Regions from separate parts of the Mus musculus genome. Here region 2 is linked to region 1. Evidence: chromatin loops called from intact Hi-C (ENCODE). Cell type or tissue: heart. All regions are shown on one strand. Each heading gives the region's core, and the rest is flanking DNA. Links, peaks and the distances in the headings are about the cores only.

Evidence for each region. A loop is a pair of places that touch in the nucleus more often than their neighbours do. Peaks named below come from ENCODE experiments on the same cell type or tissue, not always from the same donor. Only the 100,000 strongest peaks of a DNase experiment are listed, where the experiment ranks them.
Region 2: it touches region 1 in a loop (2.9-fold over the local background); 2 of 42 quality-filtered maps call a loop at or near these places.

The regions. Positions count from the first base shown.
Region 1 is chr19:17,396,805-17,404,423 of GRCm38, reverse strand. Rfk (riboflavin kinase) reads right to left here. Exons shown (of 4, transcript NM_019437.3): 3 at 5,744-5,846; 4 at 3,075-4,951. The coding sequence ends at 4,821. Among named protein-coding and RNA genes, the nearest start is that of Rfk, 6.6 kb to the right of the region's middle. In heart, for the core only: CTCF peaks have their summits at 4,301 and 6,493 (motif pointing left); no DNase peak of the experiment used is centred there.
Region 2 is chr19:18,626,003-18,633,621 of GRCm38, reverse strand. It overlaps Ostf1 (osteoclast stimulating factor 1), which reads left to right and starts at 1,809. Exons shown (of 10, transcript NM_017375.3): 1 at 1,809-2,002. The coding sequence starts at 1,969. It overlaps Nmrk1 (nicotinamide riboside kinase 1), which reads right to left and starts at 1,606. Exons shown (of 9, transcript NM_145497.2): 1 at 1,541-1,606. In heart, for the core only: a CTCF peak has its summit at 2,178; DNase peaks (open chromatin) are centred at 1,711, 2,151 and 3,081; H3K4me3 peaks cover 2,160 bases; H3K27ac peaks cover 2,023 bases.

The DNA of each region.
Region 1 (7,619 bases), core at 1,516-6,515:
GTCTAAAAGGACCTTTGTGTTGACCTAGAATTCCCTTGAGTGGCTAGGTTGGCAGCAAGCAATTGGTGTACATGACTCTGAATAGAACCCACACCTCATGACCTACAACGACTTCCAGTTTTATATCCCCAAAACATTAAATGTAGCTCTGGAATACACTGAGTAAAAACTAAAATTGGGGGCTGGAGAGATGGCTTAGCAATTAAGAATACCTTTCAGAGAACCTGGGTTCAATTCCCAGCATTCACACAATGGCTCAAAACCGCCCATAAGGCCAGCCCCAGAACATCTGACACCCTCTGGCTTCCTTGGGCACTGCAGGCATGTGGCTTACAGACATACATGCAGACAAACACTCATGCACATAAAATGGAGAAAATAAAGCTGTTGGTATAAAAATGGGAGATGTGGCCTGCAGAGGAAGAAGCAAGCTGCCTAATGAAACCCAGGTAGAAGTTTTCACAGTTCAGCCGCACAGGGCCACGCACCTGCAATCCCAGCACTTGGGGAGTTTTAGGTAGCAGTTTAAACTCAAGGCCCTGTTTCTTAAAAGTTACTACCCAGGCGAGCAAGATGGTCAAGTGTTACAAAGGCAACTGCTGCCAAGCTTGACAATTTGCATTCAATCCCAGGAACCACTTGATAAGACGAGAACTCCCAAGGTTATCCTCTGACACACCATGGTGTACACACACACACACACAACATACACACATACAAATGAACACAAAATAAAAAACAAACAAACAAAACAGGAAACAAGCCAACCAAGCTAAGCTGAGTATGGTGGGACACACCTTTAATCCTAGAATTTGGGAAGCAGAGGCAGGTGGATCTCTGAATTCAAGGTCAGCAAGGGCTATACACAAATTAGACCTCATGCTAAGATATACTAAATGTTCTTGCCAGAAACAAGTAATAAGGGTTCAAGAGGTTGGGGTGGAGCTGTTCAGACTGCTTGCCTAGCACGCATGTGACTTGAGGTTTGAGCAGTAGCATGATAGTATTTACTGCCAGCCAGGCATGACAGAGCACTCATAATCCCAACACTTGGGAGGCCAAGGCACAATGACATCAGTGAATTCCCAAAGGGCCTAGACTACACACATAACGAATTGCTGTGTCAAAAACCAAAGCAAAGCAATGGACAGAAAGCCAACTCGAAGGTTCATCCTGGTTCCCAGCTTTCTGAACACTATACGCTGGTGACTTTGTTCTTATTTTGGGTTTGGTGCTGGGGATTGCAACCAGGGCCTCACACATACTAAGTATAGCCACTACCCCTTAACTACATACCTAGATCAGCCCCTCTTCCTCTATTTAAAGATAATCTTACTGTGCTGAGGCAGGCTGGTCTCCTCAGACTTCAGTGCTGAAGTGCTCTTGCTTCAGCCTCACTAACGCTAGAGCCCCAGGAGCATGCTACCATACCTGGTTTTCCACAGCCTTTACATAGCGTGGCCACGCTCATTTCTCTATACATTCAGTTCTTTCTTTCTCTTCTTTCTTTCTTTCTTTCTTTCTTTCTTTCTTTCTTTCTTTCTTTCTTTCTTTCTTTTCTTTCCTTCTTTCTTTTTCTTTCTCTATCTCTTTCTTTCTTTCAAAACACATGCTTTATTTATATATTATGGTTTAATACTTTATGCTTATGGGATTTCTTTTTTTATTAGATATTTTCTTCATTTACATTTCAAATGTTATCCCGAAAGTCCCCTATACCCTCCCGCGCCCTGCTCCCCAATCCACCCACTCCTGCTTCCTGGCCATGGCATTCCCTGTACTGGGACATATGATCTTCGCAAGACCAAGGGCCTCTCCTCCCATTGATGGCCGACTAGGCCATCCTCTGCTACACATGCAACTAGAGACACAGCTCTGGGGGATACTGATTAGTTCATATTGTTGTTCCTCTTATAGGGTTGCAGACCCCATTAGCTCCTTGGCTACTTTCTCGAGCTCCTTCATTAGGGACCCTGTGCTCCATCCAATAGATGACTGAGAGCATCCACTTCTGTATTTGCCAGTCACTGGCATAGCCTCACAAGAGAGCTATGTCAGGTTCCTGTCAGCAAAATCTTGTTGCCATATGCAATAGTGTCGGAGTTTGGTGGTTGTATATGGGATAGATCCCCATGTGGGTCAGTCTCTGGATGGTCCTTCCTTCCATCTCAGCTCTGAACTTTGTCTCTGTAACTTCCATGGAGTTACAGAGACATGTAACTCTCAGGAATGCAGTCCTTTCAAGAACTCACTCTCTGCTGTCTGTAGAAAACTCTCCATCCAGTGTTTCTGACTTATGATCACATCCTCTTTGGCAGATCTGATTTGTTTTCTAGCTCAGTCTCTAACAATGAAACTGATTTTTCTCTATCAGTCTCACTTCTGTCCCAAGTACAAGGGGGAACTGGAAGACAACAGCACTGGGAAAGGAAGATGGTCCTTGTAAGTTTCAAGTCACTGGTTCTCACACCTCCCCATCACCTAAGTGCCCTACCTGCAAGCTGCTAAGTCATCTCAGAGTTCATTCAGATGAGTGCTGAAATGCACTTCTTTGTAACAAATGGAAAGAATGCCCTGCAGCAATGTGTGGGGTTGTGGCACATCCATGGTTACAAAACAATCTTGAGGATTATACAGGAGTTAGACTTGTCTGGCTCCTTTAGCTCCCAATAGGAACCTTTATTCTTAAAGAGTTGACTTTTTGAGTAATGATATCCTCTGAATCCTTTCCATGTAAAGTCACCTTGCTACAGGAATTTTAAAGGGTGGGTGGGTGGTGGTGGTGGTGGTGTGTGTGTCTTGGCCAGGCTTGATGCACACTTTTAATCCCAGCATTCAGAAGGAAGACACACATGGATCTCTGTACTTTCAAGGATAGCCAGATATAGAGACCTTGTAAGGTCTTTTAAAAGGAGGAAAGACCCCTGAGATGGGGGGACTGGGAGGGGGAGGGTCCTTGAAAATAAAGCTCTTAGTCACATGAGCACCCTTACTTGATAGGTCTACTCAGGATTGTAAATACAGGTGTATAGTAACAAACAGCCAGTATACCCCAAACAGATACAGGATTCAGGTTGACAGGGGAAGAGGGAAAAAATAAGTCAAATTTTATTCCAATGCCTGCAAACATTCAGACTAATCAACGTGGTACCGTAATTTCTTTTAATACATCAATAATAGTTTTTGAATTCTAGAGAATTAACTAAGCCCTAAATCACACATCATGTAATTCCAAAATAACGACTAACAAAATGAGATAACATTAGCCATGAACATTGATATACTAACAAGCTATTCTTACTTTAAAAAAAAAAAGCCACAGATCTATTTTGTACTGTGCATATTTGTTTTTAACTTTCCTTCATAAATCCATTGATAATTAAGGTTTCCTTTAAATACAGGATTTCCAACATCAAAAATTCTATTCTGAAGGCTAGGGATGTTGCTCAGCCATAGAACACATTCACAGGGCTGAGTGAGTCCCATCCCTCCCCACACCACTACTTCTACACACATGCAGAGACCAAGTCTCTGGGTGTCTGTGTGTTGTTAAATTACCTTTCTATTTTCACGTGCATGCTCCCACTTAGGCAGTGCCTCTGCCCCAGCAAACCTGTTGCCATTCAACAAATGATGATTCAATGCCCCGGTGAGGCTGAAGCAATCGAGCATCCAATGTCAACCTTCTGCCAACATAAACAACTCAGGCCACCAAGAGGGAAAGGGGAGGAACCAGGGGAAAACCAAGAGGGAAACCAGGAGATATAGAGATATGCAACTGGAACTTATCCGGTTCTGAAGCTACAAGGACTTTTAAATTATGTTTAAGTGCCTGGTCATAGAGAACTGTACTTACTTTGAAAGCACAGGACCACACTTTAAAAAAAAAAAAAAAGGCAGGGCAGGGTTGGGTAGGAACTGGCTATGTTCATTTCAATTCCAAGCAAGTCTATAAATGCAGCTTGTTTTATTTTTCTTTACTTGAACCTGACCACCATTTAGTTTTGAGCAGAATGGCACACACACAAGTAATCTCTGGGCGACATGGGAAGAAAATAAACCAAAGTCACAAAAATGTTAAAGAGCAAAACCACCTAATCTTCAAAAAGGCAACATATAGACATCCATTGTATGGCTTCAAAAAGTAAAGGGGGCGGGAGCCTAGCTCAGTGGTCACACTTGCCTGGCGTGTAAGGCACTGGGTTGGATCCTCAGTACTTTGAAGAAAAGCAAAAGCCCTGATGAGGGGCAGGCGATCAAGGCAACTTCAACCTGAAGTAACTGCACACAGAGCATTGGGACACTACCAGGAAGTGACCTCAGGGGGAGTCGTGAGTGACTCAAGGAAGTTTGCAGGATTGTAAAAATATATCAATGCACAAAATGAGAAAAGTAACTCTAATTTTTCCTTCATGGGTAAGCTCTGTGTGTGTGTGTGTGTGTGTGTGTGTGTGTGGTGCACTTCCTGAAAAGCCTCTGTTCAGCACAGGCTGGCTGGGCTCACCAGTGCCAGCACACTCAGTCACAAGAACTATGGTCAGTCCTCATTTTCCTCAGGAACTTGCTTTTCCACCCACACTCACAGACTTTATTTTCAGTACAAGCTTTCTAGTGCTACATTTTAATCAACATATTACATCTAAAGTCTTGATTTCTGAATGAGTCTCTTAGTACTGTGCAACATGATGGAGTGAACTGCTGGAGACCACTTGACAGCTACAGGAAAACGCTTGATTTAAAATATGATCAAGATGAGAGTGTATCAGAAGCACTGTGACACTATGCGTGACACTAGTGGTAGGCAGGTAAGGGACTTTTCATTAGTGGCCATTCATAATTTTGCCTTTAGAAACTTGGAAGAAATTATCATCTTTGAGTTTCAAATGTTCGGGTAAATCCAGTTGCTTTTTAGCTTCTTCAATATCACCTTGAATTGCAGAAATAAGTGACTCTGGAAAAAAAGAAAAAAAGAAACTTCTAATAATCCATGTTACTATTCCTTTGCTCAGCCCCTCCTAAAAACACTGACTAAGCACCCTAGCCACAGCCCTGGGAAAGGACAGAGATTCAGTCAATGTTGGAACCGTCTTTTTCTCCAGGGAAAGCCAGTGTTACATAAAGTGTTCTCTTGTAAAGAGACCCTTCACCTCCCAGGGTTTAATGTCACACTATACCAACAGGCACCTGAAGACACCAGAAGCAGATCTCTAATTACTGCTTGCAGCACATACTGCCCAACCACCCTTGCAGGGTCAGATGCCAGGTGCCACCACTCACCACTAAGTGCTATGACTTGAGTGTCCCCTGGAACTCAGGTACTAGAAACTAAGTCCTCAAGGTTGAAGGTATTTGGGAATGGGAACTTTGGGAAGTGGGTCAGGAGGACAGAATGGATTCCTGAGTACAGAAAATGGCTGTGATACAAGAGTGAGTTCTCTTGGCCCTACCCTGTGGTGCCCACCCACTGAGGCAGCAAGAAGGCTTCACCAAGTACTGAATACATGCTCCTATCATGCTCTGACTCCAGAACCAAAACCACAGGAACACCTGGTACTAGGTCAGAGCAACAGAAAACAGATTAAGGCACTTAGTCTCCACCTCACATGGCTACTGAAGGTAAGAGGGATTAACTTGTACAATACTTAAAATAGTGCCTAACCCTGAATTAAAAGTGCTCAATTATTTGCCTGTCCCCTTCGGAGAAGTAGCTGTAATACTATCAAAGATTAATATAAACTCTTACCTAAAGAATCAAAGTTCTTTTCAGGTCTGAGATAGCCAACAATGGCCACATTGAGAATTTCCCCATAGAAGTCCTCTTTGAAGGTATGGATGATGTGTGTTTCCTATAGACAAAAATGTTGAAAAAGATTAAAACAGTTGGGGTGGGGTGGAGTGGGGCTGTAGAGACAGCTCAATGACCAGTTAAAGGGTCCTCTTCCAGAAGACCCAGGTTTGATTCCCAAGATCTAGAGGTCTACAGAGTGAATTCCAGGACAGTGATGGCTACACCACAGAGAAACCCTATGTTGAAAAAACAAAAAACAAAACCCTGAAATTCATCCAGCTGGTTGGAGATTCTTTCCTCCATCCCTGCTGGGGATCAAACTCAGTCTTTCTTTCACTGGGTAAGCACCCCAGACACCTATACACCACACCCTGGGTCTTTGCAGGCAGTCCTGAATGCAGCTCCGGGTAGCCTTGAGCTCCCCTGGCTCCTGCCTCCTGGGGACTGAGACTGAAGGCATTGCACATGCACCTCCAGGCTTCTCAGAGCCGTCAGTGACAGTTAACAGCTGCTACACTTCTCCATCTTCTCAATTTAGAGGGAAGTACTTGGCACACATTCTCTTTTATATCCACATTTAAAAAGACTCTTGAGGGGCTGGCTAGATGGCTTAGCGGGTAAGAGCACTGACTGCTCTTCCAAAGGTCCTGAGTTCAAATCCCAGCAACCACATGGTGGCTCACAACCCTCCGTAATGAGATCTGACGCCCTCTTCTGGTGTGTCTAAAGACAGCAACAGTGTACTTACATATGTTAATAAATAAATCTTAAAAAAAAAAAAAAAGAATCACCAAAAAAAAAAAAAAGTCTCTTGAAAATAAAAACAACAGAAACAAACAACAAGCTTCTCTAATACTTATATGGTAAAACCAAAAGTATCCAAAGTATCCAAGGAAACTTGAAAAGAGGACTGGGGAATTTACACTAACAAGAATCAGGCCTGCTGGTGCCGACCTGTGATTCCAACTACTTGAGGAGGCTATGGCAAGAGGATCTGGGCTCCAGAGCAAATTCACAGCCAGCCTTTGCAACTTACTGAAGTCATCTCAAATAATAAACAAAGGAGCGTGGGGCACTTGAATACAGCTCAGTGTTAGACTTGTTAGGTATGGGCAAGGTCTCAGGCTTACCCTGGTAGAGGTTCTAATCCTATGGACAGTCAGACAGTGTGCTCAAGGACCCAAGGACAGACAATGGCTCCTGCAATCCCAGCACTCAGGAGCTAGGCAAGACTAAGCTATGGAAAGCCTTTCTCAAAAACAGGTGAGATGGCTTAGTGGTAAAGGTGGTTGGCCACCAATCTAGAAGACCTGAGTTTGATCACCAATTAGATTATTAAAAACACTTGCTATAAGAGAAAATTACCTGGGCTGTATTAAAATTAATAGGACAACACTATTTTGTTAGGGCAAAATATTCTTCACAGATGGTTGATATTGACATATAACAATATTAAAAATAAACAGCCTGCCCTGAACTGCACGAGCATCCTGATCGTGGGTAACTGTGTTTATCCTCTCAGAAGAATTCAAGGCGGCCCAGAAATGGGCTTGATAATAGTATTTCTGTTATCTGAGTAGCTTAAAGAGGAAATGAAACAACCTCTCCTCCCTTTTCCTTCCTCGCCCCACAGAAAAACAGATGAGTGTTCTCACAGCAACACAACCTTAGGGACTTGAAGTCCTTAGGAGTTCATGGGCATTACTATTTCAGCAGTTCTCAACCTGTGGCTCTTGACCCCCTTGGCAAACCTCTACCTCCAAAAATATTTACATTATGATTCATAGCCATAGCCAAATTACAGTTATGAAGTAGCAATGAAAATACCCTA
Region 2 (7,619 bases), core at 832-5,831, 1.2 Mb before region 1:
TATCCTTTCCACAGAGAGGGAGAAGAACAAGATGGGAGAGGAGCAAACCTTAAATGAGCCATTTATCTTTTTCACACTTACTTATCATTCTTATTTGTTATATTATTTATCTGTTGAGACAGAATCTCACTATGCAGAGTCCAGGCTGGTCAGGAACTTGCCACACAGCCACGGCTGCCTCTGTGGCAAAGCTACCTTCCTAAAAGTACTGGGATCATAGGCAAGCCTCGCCAAGACTGGCTCATACGCAGAATTGTTTAAAACTATCTTTGATTTAATCCCAGTGAAATGTTAAATCTTCTTCATAGTTGGCTTATGTTTATATTCAATCTATTCCACTCTGAACAGAGACTTCTAAAGCACAGAATGATTCCCAGGAGGATGGGAAGAGTCAGCAGGCGGCAAGAACTCCACCATCAATCAAATCTGAGAAACACAAGAGCAAACACACATGCTCTTCAGATGACTTCAAGGCCCAGGTTTCAGGACTTCCGTGAGGTTCAGGCTACAGTTATCTGGATACGCTCCCATGAATAGGACTAATTTCAACTTTGAACCCTTTTGGTAAGCAGAAATCCCCCACAGGTAGAGTTCCTGGTAAGCAAGGCCTGGGGGCATAGCCATGACCAAGCTCCTGCTAACCTTTGCCCCTTGAAGTTTCAGTCACTTTTTTCCCCGTAAATTAACCTTCAATAGACATGTTGAAGGTCCATTTTGTGGAGGTTCTTTTTTAAAAAGTTGCTTTCTTACATTTGTATCTAGGTTGCGGTGCATGTGTGTGGGCAGGTGCATGCCATGGTTCACCACAGAACACATGCTCAGGTCATAGGTCTCCTGGGAGTTCTCTTTCCAAAGTGTGGGTGCTAGAGGCTGAACTCTGCTCATCAGGTTTGGCAGCAGGGGCAGCTGGACCATTGTGCTGACCCTGTAGTTTCTTACATAACCAGTATTTTCATTTTTATTACCCCTAATATACAATAGGCATATAATATTGACTGTGACATTGTGAGTTTACTTATGTGTGAACATAAACTCTCGTGTTGGGCAACTTGTATAAAGTACCAGCCAGTAGTATAGTTTTGACTTCGCGGGTAACTATTCAACTCTGAAATTGTAATAAGAAAGCCAATGCATAAGCAAACGAGCATGCTGTGTTCTAATAAAATTTTATGGTCACGGAAATCTAAGTTTCCCCTAACTTTCGTGTGCCACAAAATACTATGCTTTTGTCTCAGCTATTTAAAAAACGCCAAAAGCACTGTTAGAAGTCTTTATAAAAGCCAGGCAGCAAGTGGGTTGGAGTTTGTTAACCAGATGCTGTAGAAAAAGCTGTCCTGTCCCGTGGGGGATCAAGACCCGATTCTCCAGCTAGCAAATGTGGGGTCTCCTACAGCTAGCAGTGTCTAGTTGCTTTTTAGGAGCATCTAAGTCCCACCGCGGTTTCCCTAGACACGATCAGGTTCCTGGTACATACAGCGAAGGAGACTCTTGAAGATTCCCAGGCCTCGCCGTGTGTACGCAGCAGGCAGTGGGTACTCACCGAAGCGGGTTCGAATCCTTCCCAGCAGGGTCGCAGAGCAAGCTTCAAGAGCGTTTCATGCCTACCACTGCCCGGTGCTCACCTAGGCAGCGAAGTCCACTGCGCTTTCATAGCCTCCCCTACGCAGGGCCTGAGGGCGTGGCTACTGTAAAGCTCCTCCCCCAAGAGAAAGGCGGGGCTCCGGCGTGCCGGAGCAGGCTGGACCTCTGAGGTTCGGCCGGGCTCCCCGCCGCAGCCAATCAGCAGCCGGCGAGGCGCGGCCACTTCCTGGTGGGAAGGCCGGGCTGTCTGCGGAGCTCGCTGGTCCGAGTGTCCCGCATCGGGTTGCGCGCGGATCCGGAGCGGCCGCGGCCAGCGCAGGCTTGGCGCCCAGTTCTCGTGTGCGTGTGGGGCTCCCGCGGCTGAGCCTGGTCGCTCCGTGTAGCGCCATGTCCAAGCCACCTCCCAAACCGGTCAAACCAGGTAAGAGTGGTGTGCGCTGCGCGTGCGGGTCTCCAGGCTGCGGGACCCGGTGCTCGAGTTCCCGAGGAGCGTCCTCGGACTCTGTCCACACGGCTCGCCAGGACGTTCTAGCGGTGTGGTGGCAGCACCTCGGTCGCGGCCACTTCCTCATATTTCGCCCTGTCGCTGTCAAGTTGGAGTTCTTGACCGGCAGGCGAACGGGAAGTGCGCTGCGGCTGGGTGGGGTTTGCGCCCGGGCTGGAGCGGGCCAGGGACCCGAGGTCTCCCGGGAGCTTTGGAGAGCTGCTCGGGCGCTGCCAGCGGGACAGCCGGGCTGCAACCCTCTCGGCTCCTAGCTTTAGGCAGTGTCGCTCTGTCATGCATCCTAGTGTTTTTGCTTAGGGTGACTCTCGCGAACTAAACTGGAGAGAGTACGAAGTTCCTCAAAGCAGTTTTCTTGACCGCCCTTCCTGGTTCACTTTTAAAAACGTTGTTCTTAGAGTGTTTTCTGTGATATGGAGAAACGAGACTAAATAAACTCGTGGGAATTTTCATTTGGATAGGGAATTGACAGGGATCGTAAAAAAATGGGAGATGAATGTTTGATGAATTCCCAGACCCCTTTTCCTAATCTCCTGCAGCTTTGGTATTACAAAGGCTGAAAGCCATTTACATCAACTTTTATAGCTGCTTATGCTGCTGCTTCAGTGATTTTTTTTTTTTTTTTTTTTTGCCCTTGAGGTTGTTTTATTGGTTTTGCTTTGCTTGTTTGTTTGTTTTACTAAAGTGACAGTCACTTCAACTTCAATAATTATCCAGTTTCCTTCTTTTGTGGCAGCATCAAGCCCCTGACTTTGAAAATAATGCACACATATTTGTGAAACAGGCATTCGCTGTCGACGTAAATTCTGTAGGGCCGGAATATGAAGGAAGTGGCTCAGACTGGCTTTGGCCTGAGCAGAGGCTGGGCGGGTGCTGGTTGAGGCTGCCCTCGACGTGAAATCTGAGAAGTTTGCAATTTGCAATTTAGATGCGGATGTATGAGGTGGCAGTTTTGTAAACTCTGCTGTAAGTCAGTAAGTACCTCGAGGGTCCAACTAAGCTGAGTTCTTTGATGGCTGAACAAAGCTCTTGATTTTGAAGAATGTGCCGAGAATCGGTTCGTGAAGTTTTTCATTCCCCCAGACACAGTAAAAGTGAAGTCAGTGTTGAGTCTGTGAGTGTTGGCAGGAGCCTGCCCCTGTGTACGTGATTGTGAACTTGTGTGTTCATGCACCCTTGGGTGTGGTTTAGGACCCAGCCTGTTACTAAGTCGAGGTTTGCTCTGGGAACCAGTTTTGTTGTTTACATCTCTGCCTTTTCCTCTCCAGCAAACCAGAAAACACATGGCTAAACATTTTTACTATTTAGAGAGAACTTTGACTTCACTTTGGATTTATAAGTGAGGCCCAAACATAGAGTTGCCATGAAAGTCGGTTTATTTACCTAGTAATGGATAATGAGAAATATTAGTGTCAGTAGGACTTAAGCTTTGTGCTTGCTTACTTGAAAACAGAAAGTTTTATTTTCATACTGTCCCACATGTACTGTGTGCTAGGCGCTTGTCTAGTCACACATACGTGTTTGAATTCATTCACTTCTCAGTAACCTACCAGGTCAGTAACTGTTTTTTTATTCCCAGTGTCCAGGGGGAGTAGGCACAACAAGTTAACTCATCTCCTCTCAGCAATGGGGTGGTGATGTATGGGTCATAGAGGAGTGCAACTCAGATGTTTGACTCCAGGATTTGTGCTTTGCTCCTGTGTGAGGAGCCCTGAATATTTTACAACTGGATAGGAATCTCAAAGAACCAGGTTTCTGGCCCCCAGCCAGACTGCTTTATGCACAGCCATGCTGAACACCCCTGGTTAGGGTACAGCAGGTGTACTGTGCTTTCTTCCCTTGGCAAGTCACGGGGATGAAGGTCTCCAAAGAAGCTGGGCATTCCTGAGACTATATCTAAGTTTTAATTTGTCACTTGCTGCTTTGTTTACACCCTCTCTCTTCTCCAAAATATTTCTAAACATTCAAATTATCAGAGAGAGTTGGGGGAGAGGGAGAAGACAAAGGCTTGGGGCAGAGAGGGAAGAATAGTAAAAAAGGAAAAGAAAAGTAAGCTGGTATACAGGTCCTAGGCTCCTGTAGAGTTACCGAAAAGGGGAGGTCCTGTGATTCTCTGCCTCATGCAGACAGATGAAAGACCACCAGCAAGGCCTGCAGTGCTCAGGAAACTAACATGTGCTGTTTCTAATGGCACTGAGATCTGAGACAGAAATTCCCACAGACTCTCTTCCTGTGTTAGGCAGGTTTTCTGTAGCAGTGGAGTAAGACCACATTGCTCCTAATTTAAAGGGCAACACTGAGAAGACAGGAGCCAGATGGAGAGGCAGAGAAGGGCAGAGGACTTACTGTAAGAGTCTAGAGGCATGGCTTACTTAGTTGTTTGTTTGTTTGTTTTCTGTTGCAATTTAAAAGATCAAGGATTTCATTTGCCGCACAGTGCGTGAGTGTACTCTACCACAGCAGGAAACTTCTGGATACAGCAAGCCACATGACCTCTGCAGTCCAGGAGAGAGAAGGATGTATGCTCCCACTCAGATAGCATCCTCCTTTTTATCCAGATGGAGTACTCAAACCAGGATGGTGCGGCCCTTGTTTAGGATCAGTGTTTACAACTCAGTTAACCTAATCAATGTAATCCCTCCAGGCATTTTTCCCCCAATTTTTTATTATGTATTTTCTTCATTTACATTTCAAATGCTATCCTGAAAGTCCCCTATACCCCACCCCTACCCTGCTCCCCTACCCACCCACTCCCACTTCTTGGCCCTGGTGTTCCCCTGTACTGGGGCATATAAAGTTTGCAAGACCAAGGGGCCTCTCTTCCCAATGATGGCCAACTAGGCCATCTTCTGCTACGTATACAGCTAGAGACACGAGCTCTGGGGATACCAAAATACCCATGGAAGGAGTTACAGAGACAAAGTTTGGAGCTGAGACGAAAGGATGGACCATCCAGAGACTGCCCCACCCGGGGATCCATCCCATAATCAGCCACCAAAAGCAGACACTATTGCATATGCCAGCAAGATTTTGCTGAAAGGACCCTGACATAGCTGTCTCTTGTTAGGCTATGCCAAGTGCCTGGCAAACACAGAAGTGGATGCTCACAGTCATCTATTGGATGGAATACAGGGCCCCCAATGGAGGAGCTAGAGAAAGTACCCAAGGTGCTGAAGGGGTCTGCAACCCTATAGGTGGAACAATAATATGAACTAACCCCTCCATGCATTCTTTTTTTTTTTTTTGGTTTGGTTTTTCGAGACAGGGTTTCTCTGTGTAGCCCTGGCTGTCCTGGAACTCACTTTGTAAACCAGGCTGGCCTCGAACTCAGAAATCCACCTGCCTCTGCCTCCCGAGTGCTGGGATTAAAGGCGTGGGCCACCACGCCCGGCTTCCCTCCAGGCATTCTTAAAGGCTGACTTACTCTAGATGATCCTCATGGGTAAATCTGGACGCTTGTCCCCTGTGTGGTTCCATAGCCTATGTCAGTGTGAAGCGTCACAGATAGCAAGGGACATTAAACAACAAAGCAATGATGCATCTTTCAGGCTAAGCAGCCTGCACCCAACAAGGGGCCATTGGTGGTAGGAGGCAGCCCAGGCAAATTCTGGTAGATCTTGAAAGGAGAGACCTCTCCCCCATTTCCCCTCCCCACAACAAGAGTTGGGGGAGAAGGGGAGCATTCAGAATTGCCCTGTAGACATTTCTTTTTTTCTTTTCTGCTTTCTTCTTCCCTTGCTTCTGCTTGCTTCTATCTGTTTCTTTTTGAGACAGAGTCTCCCTGTCTAGCTCTAGCTGGTCTGGAACTTACTGTGTATAGCCCAGGCTTGCCTGGATGGAATACACTGAGCTCAGTCTGCCTCTGCCTCCTGGGTGCAGAGATCAGATGCTTTCGCAACCCTCCTCTGTGTCTGGTTTAGACCTTCCGTAATATAGCTTGTATGTTAGGCCTTGCACCGGGCTCTGGGATTTCCCAGGAGCTGTCAGATGAAGCTCCATCCTTACTTGTTTATGTATCTACAATTGTCCTTAGTTTATGTATCTACAATTCGATGTCTGATTATTCTCATTTAATTGTTTAATCTTGTAATTAAAAAAAAAGAAAAAGATAAAACAAAACAAACCATGAAGAGTGGTACATGTCTGTAGTTATTCATGCCTGGTTATTCAGCATGCAGCACCTACCTCACAAAACAAAACATAATAATAAAATATACATTCTGTTTTAGAGTATTGACAAATAATCACTGTTCCTGCAAATCAGTTTTTATTATAAAAAGAAGATAGAAGCAGTTATCTTCAGAATGCCGCCCTGGTGTCAGATTGAGTTGTCGTGCTGTGGCTGGGATTTGTTTCCATTCTGTTTTGTCTGTAATATGCTTGAAACATCATTTCAATCACAGTTTGCGCCTTCCTTGTGTGGCATTTTATCTTTTATGGCATCATTTTTGGCCCCTGAAGGTTGAAGGTTTGTCTCTGAAACCCTCCGCTACTCATTAGATACGGCACATAGGATCAGTCTTTAGTACATGGGCCATCCTGCCCTTCAGATCTCTACGGACTCTCAGTATGTCTAGAGTGCTTTTATGAGATTTTCAGCCATGTTTGCAATGCAAGGAGAGTAGCTCTACCCAGCTGGTCAGTGTACAGGAGAGAATTTTGTTCTCATAGACACTTTTTGAGAAATTCGATGCGCTGGCCATGGGATAATATATGCACTGAATGCCATGTGAACCTTGCGGCCATCTCATTTTGGACAAATTTGGTGACAGTCCACTGTAGTTAGCAGCCTGATTTCTGACCTTGACCATCCCTTTCAAATGGTTTATTGATTTTGGTGACAAGAGAAGCGCATCATAAATACTTCATGTGACGGGTGATCACGTGACTGGTGAAACTAAATCCGTGAAGCTTTCGAGAAACCGGACAGGCCTCTGGGTTCTTTTGTCATTCACAGTAAAAATGTAAAAAGCGTTGCCTGTGTGCTCTTTAACAAAACTTGTGAGGAAGAGTTTCTCTCTTAAAAATAAAAAGTCTCTACTGTGTAATCCATCCCTACGTAAAAATGAACCACTGGTGAAAGCAATGATCGCTTGGCTTTCAGACCTACACGGTGGTGGATGGTTTGTCTTATAAATGTGATGAGTAAAGTCGCAGGGAAAACATTTTGAAAACTCCCTGGATGGTGATGCCAGTGATGGGGGAAATTAACATTTTGCTGGCTGCCTGTGTCAGGAGGGGAGCAAACACCACTCCCCACCCCCACCCCCACCCCCATGTCCTCTGTCTCTGTATTTAGTCTGACTTCTCTGTGAAGTAGGTCCCTATATCCTTGTGAATGCTGTGGCTTGGAAATAGAGCTCAGGCTTTAACTGGACATGTGGCTTGTGTGTGGTGTGTGTGTGTGTGTGTGTGTGTGAGAGAGAGAGAGAGAGAGAGAGAGAGAGAGAGAGAGAGAGAGAGAGAGAGCAAGCGAGCAGCTATGGAGTTCAGAGTGCAGCTTGCAGGCGTCTGTTCTCTCTTCTGCCATATGCAT